2 separate regions of the Homo sapiens genome follow, and region 1 is linked to region 2. The links are chromatin contacts, found by Hi-C or POLR2A ChIA-PET in ENCODE. All regions are on one chromosome and are shown on one strand. Each heading gives the region's core, a stretch centred on a gene start or an enhancer-like site at or near the end of the contact. The rest is flanking DNA. Distances are from core to core; before and after follow the strand shown. Region 1 holds the start of KHSRP (KH-type splicing regulatory protein). Region 2 holds the start of TNFSF14 (TNF superfamily member 14).

Region 1 (4,032 bases), core at 252-2,751, 250 kb after region 2:
AGGCCTCAAGGTTCAGGCCCTGGGGCAGTTTTTGGTGGCAAAAGCAGGCTGGGGGTGGGGGTGGGGCTCTGGGTCAGAAGATTCCTGAAGCTGGGGTTGGTGGTGGGTGGAGGGGGGCAGTGCTGGGTCAGAAAACTCCTGGGACTCCCTCCCCAGGGTGCAGCCTGAGACAAGAAACGTGGACTCCAGTCTGGCCCCTTGTGGGTCGTCCTGGCTCCAGGGCGAAATGGTGAACATGTCACACAACAAGGAATAAAGAGATGGTTTTTGCTGAACGTGTCTGGATACTTGGGCCTAGGAGTGGAACTGGGTGCATGAGATCCCTGGACCCAGTAGGGGAGCTGGGGACCTTGGGCCTCTGGGTCCTGAATGGGAATTTGTGTCCAGGAGAGGAAGTGAGGACCTAGGATAGGAGCTTGAGGCTTGGATCCCAGGGCCTTAGGCGAAGGGAGTGAGGGGTGTGAAGTGAGGGGTGTGATCGAGGCTGTGATCCCTCGATCCCGGTTGTTGGAACGGTTCTGGACTCGTGAGTGGGGCTGGTTCCTTGAGTCCTGCAAGAGAACTGGACGCTCTAGATGGGGGGTCGAGAGAGAAGAAGGCCCGGGGGATCCCGAGTTTCCTGCTTTCCGGCCTCCCCACCTCCGGAAGCGCTCGATCTCTAAGGCTTCAAGCGGGCCACGTGCCGGGCCTACCCAACCAGGCTGCCGGTGAGCTAACCCAGACATCAGGCCTGAGTTCGGGCAGCCGATTGCCACCGCCCACGTCGGCTGCCATTCACTACAGTTCCCGCTAATCCCCTCGCTGTCTGGTGGCCGACTCCGCCCCAATGCAGCGGCGCTTCCACTGGCTCCCACCAAAAGTGGGCGCTTTGATTTCCTTCATTCCCATTTGTCCAGACCAGTGTCAGTCACCGAACACCCACCCATGTCGCTCAGCCATTGGCTTAGAAGTCAGGGATAGAAAAGGATTCTGGTTAACAAGGGAAGCAATTAAAGTCCAAAGCCAACCTCATCACCCAGAACTCGTCAGGAATTGGATTAATTGGCTGCCCATCTTTACAAGCACCACCTCTCACGTGCATTCATTGGCTTGTGTCCACGACTATCAAACCTAACGCCCACCCAGCCGGTCCATAGGAGTCTTCCACTAGGCCCGGCCTTACAGTCCACGTGACTCTTCAGAACCGTCAATCTAATTCTGAAGCCGCCCCGCGAATCTGGCACTCGCGTTTCATTGGGCCTCCTGCCTTCTCAGATCTCCTTCATTTGCCCGCCCAGCACGGGCAGCTCGCAGCTATTGCCTCTGAGAGCTGTCAGTCACTCTGAGCCTCCCGCCCACTGCCCCTCATTGCACTCCGATTGGCCACCTCCTACAGAGCTCGCGATTGGTGTCCGGGGTGCGGCGGCTGCCTCCCATTGGCCCGCCGGAGTCGTCCGTCACGTCGGCGGCGGGAGGGGCGACTCTCTCCCCCCTCGTCGTCCTCCCAGCGGCTGGGTTCCCAGAGTGCTCCGCGGCCGTGTGGAGCGAGGCCTTGTTCCCGCGTTGAGCCGCCGCCGCCGCCGCCGCCTCCTCAGCTTCAGCCTCCGCGCCAGGCCCGGCCCCGCCGCGCCATGTCGGACTACAGCACGGGAGGACCCCCGCCCGGGCCGCCGCCGCCCGCCGGCGGGGGCGGGGGAGCCGGAGGCGCCGGGGGAGGCCCTCCGCCGGGCCCGCCAGGCGCGGGGGACCGGGGCGGCGGCGGTCCCGGCGGCGGCGGCCCGGGCGGGGGGTCGGCCGGGGGCCCCTCTCAGCCACCCGGCGGAGGCGGCCCGGGAATCCGCAAGGACGCTTTCGCCGACGCCGTGCAGCGGGCCCGCCAGGTGAGGAGGCCGAGGGCCTGAGGGGCGCGCTCGCGCGCGCGCGCAGGCGGGGGAGGGGGCGGGGGTCACGTGCGCGCGCGCGCGCAGGGTCGCGGAGGGGGGCCGGGGCCGTCGCGGGGTCACGTGGGCGGTAGGCGGGGGCCTGGCCCTCCCGCTGCGCCTCGAGTGGGATCCCAACGGGTGACCCCCCTGCAGGGAGTAGGGGCGCACTGGGGGTCACCAGGAGCGGCGCCTGGGTGTGCAGGCGCCCCGGAGCTCGGAGACGCACTTTTGGGACCCCCCCCTTAGCCCCCCGGCCTTAGGACATGCCTGGAGGCAGGGGTCCACCTTCCCGGGCGGAGGGCCTTTACTCTCCCCTCCATATCAGGGCAAAGGGCAGTGTTTGCCCCCAACCCAGTCCCATTTCTGTCCCCTCTCTAGGAGAAAGGGACATTGTGGGGGTGGGAGGGACAGTCCTTCCTCTTCAGTCGGGAAAGTGGATGGGGACCTGTCTAGGGCTGAGCACTTGGGCGAAATGGGGAAGACGAGCATGGGGACTGGCTCTTGGATGCTTTGGTGGCTTGAAAGCGTGGTCTGTCTCTTTGGGGGAAAGAAGGGAGGGTCTCCCACCCCCGTGTATTGAGGCGTAATGACAAGGAAGTGTCACATGCTGCTAGGACTGACCTCTCCAGCTCCATTTGCAGCCTCCCCATGGCCTGGAGGGGTGGGGGTCGGTAGAATGGGAGGACTTTGCCGCCGACCGGCTCCTGGGCTGTCCCAATGCCTCCGGGGCTAGAGACTGGCTCCTCCCAAGGTGGGAGGTCCCGTTAAGTGAACGCCTGTGTTCTGGCCCTCTGTCGTCTCTCTCACCCTTGGAGTTGGGTGGGTTCTAGCGTGCATTTGGTCTTATTGCCCATGGAACCGTCTGATTCTGGGACAGCTTGAAGGGAGGAAGCTGGTGCTGTCAGTTGGTGGGGACAGGCCCCCTGTGGGCATCCCATGAGTTTTGGCTCTAGGGCAGCGTAGAAAAATGGAGACTGGTGGAAAGGGAGATTCTTAACATGGTTTGGGTTTCTAAACCCCAGACTCTGATCCTAAGTTTGCTGGGTTGAGGTTTCTTTAAAGTTGCTCTTCACGTGTCTGAGATGTAACTTGTGTCCCATAGAGTCTTGGTTTTTTGTTTGTTTGTTTGTTTTTTGGAAACAGTCTCAATATCACCCAGGCAGGGGTGCAGTGGCACGATCTCAGCACACCACAGCCTCCACCTCTCCAGTTGAAGTGCTCCTCCTGCCTCAGCCTCCCGAGTAGCTGGGATTATAAGTGTGCACCACCACACCCAGCTAATTTTTGTATTTTTAGTAGAGATGGAGTTTGACCATGTCAGCCAGTCTGTCTCGAACTCCTGAGTTCAAGTGATCTGCCCGCCTCGGCCTCCCAAAATGCTGGGATTACAGGCATAAGTCACAGTGCCCAGCCATCCAGAGAGTCTTCTGTTTTGGTCAAATGAGGATTTCATATCCCTTGAAGTGATCGCTTTGCTCAAATTTATTCAATAAATTGATAAAAGGATTTTGAGAGTGGGGGAGATAGGGGAAAATTGAACTCTTCAGCATCCCAGGAAAACGGGGCTAAAAAAAAACACACTTTCTGGTTTTCTGAGCTGGGGCCACTGGCAGGAGGAAGTGTCTGAAAGCTCTTGGAGATGACCTGGGAACCCTCCCTGACACCTGAGCCTCTGTTCCTTGTCACCCCTAGAACGAAGTCAGTGTGGATTATGGGCTGGCCACAATTAAGACACAAATCCCAGGAGAAGGGAAGAGGGGAATTTTGATATTCCCAGTTAACTGGTGAGAACCTTGAGGCCTAGGTTCAAAACTCCTAGGATGTCTTAACCAACTGACTCTTCCCTAAGTTGGAGGGCCAGACACCAAGACCTGATGGGCTTTCGTGTCCAGGAGATGTTCTGAGAAGTTGACCTGGGTGCCATGGAGGGTTGTTTTTGGTGGTAATTCTTCTGTGCTTACTACTTTATTCTAGATTGCAGCCAAAATTGGAGGCGATGCTGCCACGACAGTGAATAACAGCACTCCTGATTTTGGTTTTGGGGGCCAAAAGAGACAGTTGGAAGATGGAGGTAACTCCCTGCTGCTGCCTTTAGCTTAGGAGGAAGGGCTGGGGGCCTAAAGAGGTGCTT
Region 2 (3,934 bases), core at 562-3,061:
CAAGACAGAAGCCAAGTGCAGTGGCTCACGCCTGTAATTCTAGCATTTTGGGAGGCTGAGGTGGGCAGATCACCTGAGGTCAGGAGTTCGAGACCAGCCTGGCCAACATATAGACAACATATATGTTACAACATATATAATGGCCAACATATAATACAAAAATTAGCTATGCATGGTGGTGGGCGCCTGTAATCCCAGCTACTCAGGAGGCTGAGGCAGGAAAATTGCTTGAATCCGGGAGGCAGAGGTTGCAGTGAGCCAAAATGGCACCACTGCACTCCAGCCTGGGTGACAAAGTGAGACTCTGCCTCAAAAAAAAAAAGAAAGAAAAAGGCTGGGTGCGGTGGCTTATGCCTGTAATCCCAGCACTTTGGGAGGCCAAGGCAGGCGGATCACGAGGTCAGGAGATTGAGACCATCCTGGCTAACACGGTGAAACCCCGTCTCTACTAAAAATACAAAAAATTAGCTGGGTGCGGTGGTGGGCGCCTGTAGTCCCAGCTACTCAGGAGGCTGAGGCAGGAGAATGGCGTGAACCTGGGAGGCGGAGCTTGCAGTGAGCCGAGATCGCACCACTGCACTCCAGCCTGGGCGACAGAGCGAGACTCCGTCTCGAAAAAAAAAAAAATCCACGCTTGAATGCATGCACACTCATACATGGACCTCCCCACACACATGAACACACCCGTGCAAGTGCGCACACACACATACACGCACCAATGCACAGGCACACACACATGCACACACCTGCACACAGCACATATATGCACACCCACTTGCACATGTGATGCATGTTCACACATACACACACGTGCACATGCATGCATGTACATGGACCACATGCACATGCACACAGATGACCATACACATATGCATGCACCTGCCCACATATGCACGCACATTTACATGCCAGCACATGTATGATACACAGGCATGCGCCTGCACATGTGTACATGATACACACTTGCATGCACACAACTGAATACACACATTCACATGCACACACTGCACACATATATGCATGCAGACAAGCACACACACAGAGCACACATCCACTCCTTTATTCCACTCTTGTGTTTTTCACTGCACTTGTCACATCAAAACACAACAGAAGGCCGGGCATGGTGCGGCTCACGTTTGTAATCCCAGCACTTTGGGAGGCTGAGGTGGGTGGATCGCTTGAGGTCAGGAGTTCGAGACCAGCCTGACCGACATGGTGAAAACCCATCTCTACTAAAAATACAAAAAGCAGCCAGGCGTGGTGGCACGCGCCTGTAATCCCCGCTACTTGGGAGGCTGAGGCAGGAGAATTGCTTGAACCCAGGAGGTGGAGGTTGTAGTAAGCTGAGATCGCGCCACTGCACTCCAGCCTGGGCAACAGAGCGAGACTCCATCTCAAAAACAAAACAAATAAACGAACAAAAAAACCCACAACGTATTATTTTCTTGTTTACGAGGTTTCTTGTCTCTCTGGCTCCACCAGAAGAGGAGCAGGGACCCTTCTTGCTGTTGTTCATTGCTGCATCCCCCACACCGAGAGCAGAGCCTGGCATGGGCAGAAAGTCCTCAGTCGATATTTGGTGGCCCCAAGCGAATGAAGCATCCAAGAAGGGAAAGCTGGGGGCTCCCCACTGCACTTGCCACCTGAGTCACATTTTCAGAAGCCTCTGGAAAGTGTGAGAGTCTGTATGAGTGAGAGTGAGACAGGGCCAAGACCGGGGGCGGCGGGTACCGGAAGAAGAGGAGGGTGAGTGGGGGAAGGGGTGGGGCTGAACCCCAGCTCTAAAGGCGGCCCACGGGTGCCTGTCCGCAGCGTGCACAGCCCAGGAGTGTTGAGCAATTTCGGTTTCCTCTGAGGTTGAAGGACCCAGGCGTGTCAGCCCTGCTCCAGACACCTTGGGCATGGAGGAGAGTGTCGTACGGCCCTCAGTGTTTGTGGTGGATGGACAGACCGACATCCCATTCACGAGGCTGGGACGAAGCCACCGGAGACAGTCGTGCAGTGTGGCCCGGGTGGGTCTGGGTCTCTTGCTGTTGCTGATGGGGGCCGGGCTGGCCGTCCAAGGCTGGTTCCTCCTGCAGCTGCACTGGCGTCTAGGAGAGATGGTCACCCGCCTGCCTGTGAGTGGGACCGGGGGGCTGAGAGCAGGTGGAGGTGAGGGGGGCTCCCCTGTGTCATTGTGGGTCACTGTGTGTCTGTGTGTGTGTGTGTGTGTGTGTGTGTGTGTGTGTGTAGGACAGGGCACAGGCTGAGAGCAGCTGGCTTGACTGGTTGCTGCTCCCAGCCTTGGGCAAGTGAATTCACCTCTCTGAACCTCAGTGTCTTCATCTACAAAATAAGGGCAGTCTCTTCATAGGGGACGAAGTATGCTATGGCATGTGTAGTACCAGACGATGCCAGCTCCACCCGTCGGAACTGACACCCCAACACTGCCATGCACACCCCTGTGCACACACGCATGCATTTTCTCTGTACTTTTTTATTTTTGAGACGGAGTTTCACTCTCGTTGCCCAGGCTGGAGTGCAATGGCATGATCTCTGCTCACCGCAACCTCTGCCTCCCGGGTTCAAGTGATTCTCCTGCCTCAGCCTCCCGAGTAGCTGGGATTACAGGCATGCGCCACCACGCCTGGCCAATTTTGTATTTTTAGTAGAGATGGGGCTTCTCTATGTTTGTCAGGCTGGTCTCAAACTCCCGACCTCAGGAGATCCACCCGCCTCAGCCTCCCAAAGTGCTGGGATTACAGGTGTGAGCCACTGCGCCTGGCCTTCTCTGGTACTCTTATTACTGTTACTGCGATTGTCATTAATTCTCTGACCATTTCCATCTGTGGAAATTTCTCGGTCTGCTTCCAGCTGGCTGTGGATGTGTCCGCCTGTCTGTGTGCCTCACCTGGGGGTCTATGTGTGCCCAACACCATACCCCTGTGGGCTTGGCCCCTTTTGTGTCCTGGGTCTGGATCCGGTGGCCACACATTCGTGTCCATATACCCATGTGGACGTATGTGCGTGTACCCACATGTCCACACACCCGCCTAGCTGCAGCCGGTGTATTCACGTTGTCTGTCTTTGTCTCTGGGTCTCTGTGTCTGTAGACGCACATGGATCCATAAACCACAAACCACATGTCCACGCATCTGAGCCCACATGTGTCTTCTCAGCGTCATGATGATGTTGAGGTCTGTGCCCTGTGGCAGGTGCTATATCCCAAGGGTGGTGTCCATGTGTCCAGCCATCTCGCTGTCTGCATTTTTTTTTTTTTGAGACAAGGTTTCTCTCCCATAGCCCAGGCTGTAGTGTAGTGGTGCAGTCTTGGCTCACTACAACCCCACCTCCCAGGTTCAAGTGATTCCCTTGTCTCAGCCTCCTGAGCAGTAGCTGGGATCACAGGCATCCGCCACCGTGCCTGGCTAATTTGTGTATTTTTAGTACAGACGGGGTTTCACCATGTTGGCCAGACTTGTCTCGAACTCCTGACCTCAAGTGATCCACCTGCCTCAGCCTCCCAAAGTGCTGGGATTACAGGTGTGAGCCACCACGCCTGGCCTTGTCCCTGTATTTTTAAATATTACTTATTTATTTAATTAATTACATATTTATTTATCTTAGAGACTGTGTCTCACTCTGCTTCCCAGGCTAGAGTGGAGTGGCACGATCATAGCTCACTGCAGCCTTGAACTCCTGGGCTCAAGCAAGCCTCCTGTCCCAGCTTCATGAGTAGCTGGGACTACAGGCATGCACCACCATGCCTGGCTAATCTTAAAAATTTTTTGTAGAGATGAGGTCTTGTTGTGTTGCCCAGGCTGGTCTTAAACTCCTGGCCTCAAGCTGTCCTCCCACTTTGGCCTCCCAAAGTGCTGGGATTACAGGTGTAAGCCACTGCTCTGGGCAATGTTATTTATTTATTAAACCCTTTTATTTATTTATTTATTTT

What was found. A loop is a pair of places that touch in the nucleus more often than their neighbours do. ChIA-PET counts read pairs that join two places held with the same protein, here RNA polymerase II (POLR2A). Pooled maps may share reads with other maps.
Region 1: a loop to region 2 is called in a pooled map, with 7 times the contacts of the local background. The contact joins the promoter of KHSRP here to the promoter of TNFSF14 in region 2. A Hi-C loop is called at or near these places in 8 of 50 pooled maps. POLR2A ChIA-PET finds 5 or more read pairs at or near these places in 2 of 52 experiments (GM12878 and WTC11).

Annotation. Positions count from the first base shown.
Region 1 is chr19:6,422,280-6,426,311 of GRCh38, reverse strand. It overlaps KHSRP (KH-type splicing regulatory protein), which reads left to right and starts at 1,501. Exons shown (of 19, transcript NM_001366299.1): 1 at 1,501-1,859; 2 at 3,876-3,972. The coding sequence starts at 1,611. SLC25A41 (solute carrier family 25 member 41) reads left to right here. Exons shown (of 7, transcript NM_173637.4): 7 at 1-275. RefSeq lists an enhancer at 1,074-1,193.
Region 2 is chr19:6,668,037-6,671,970 of GRCh38, reverse strand. TNFSF14 (TNF superfamily member 14) reads left to right here and starts at 1,811. Exons shown (of 4, transcript NM_001376887.1): 1 at 1,811-2,120. The coding sequence starts at 1,902. RefSeq lists a silencer at 682-781 and enhancers at 1,352-1,581, 1,962-2,051, 2,952-3,141, 3,202-3,291.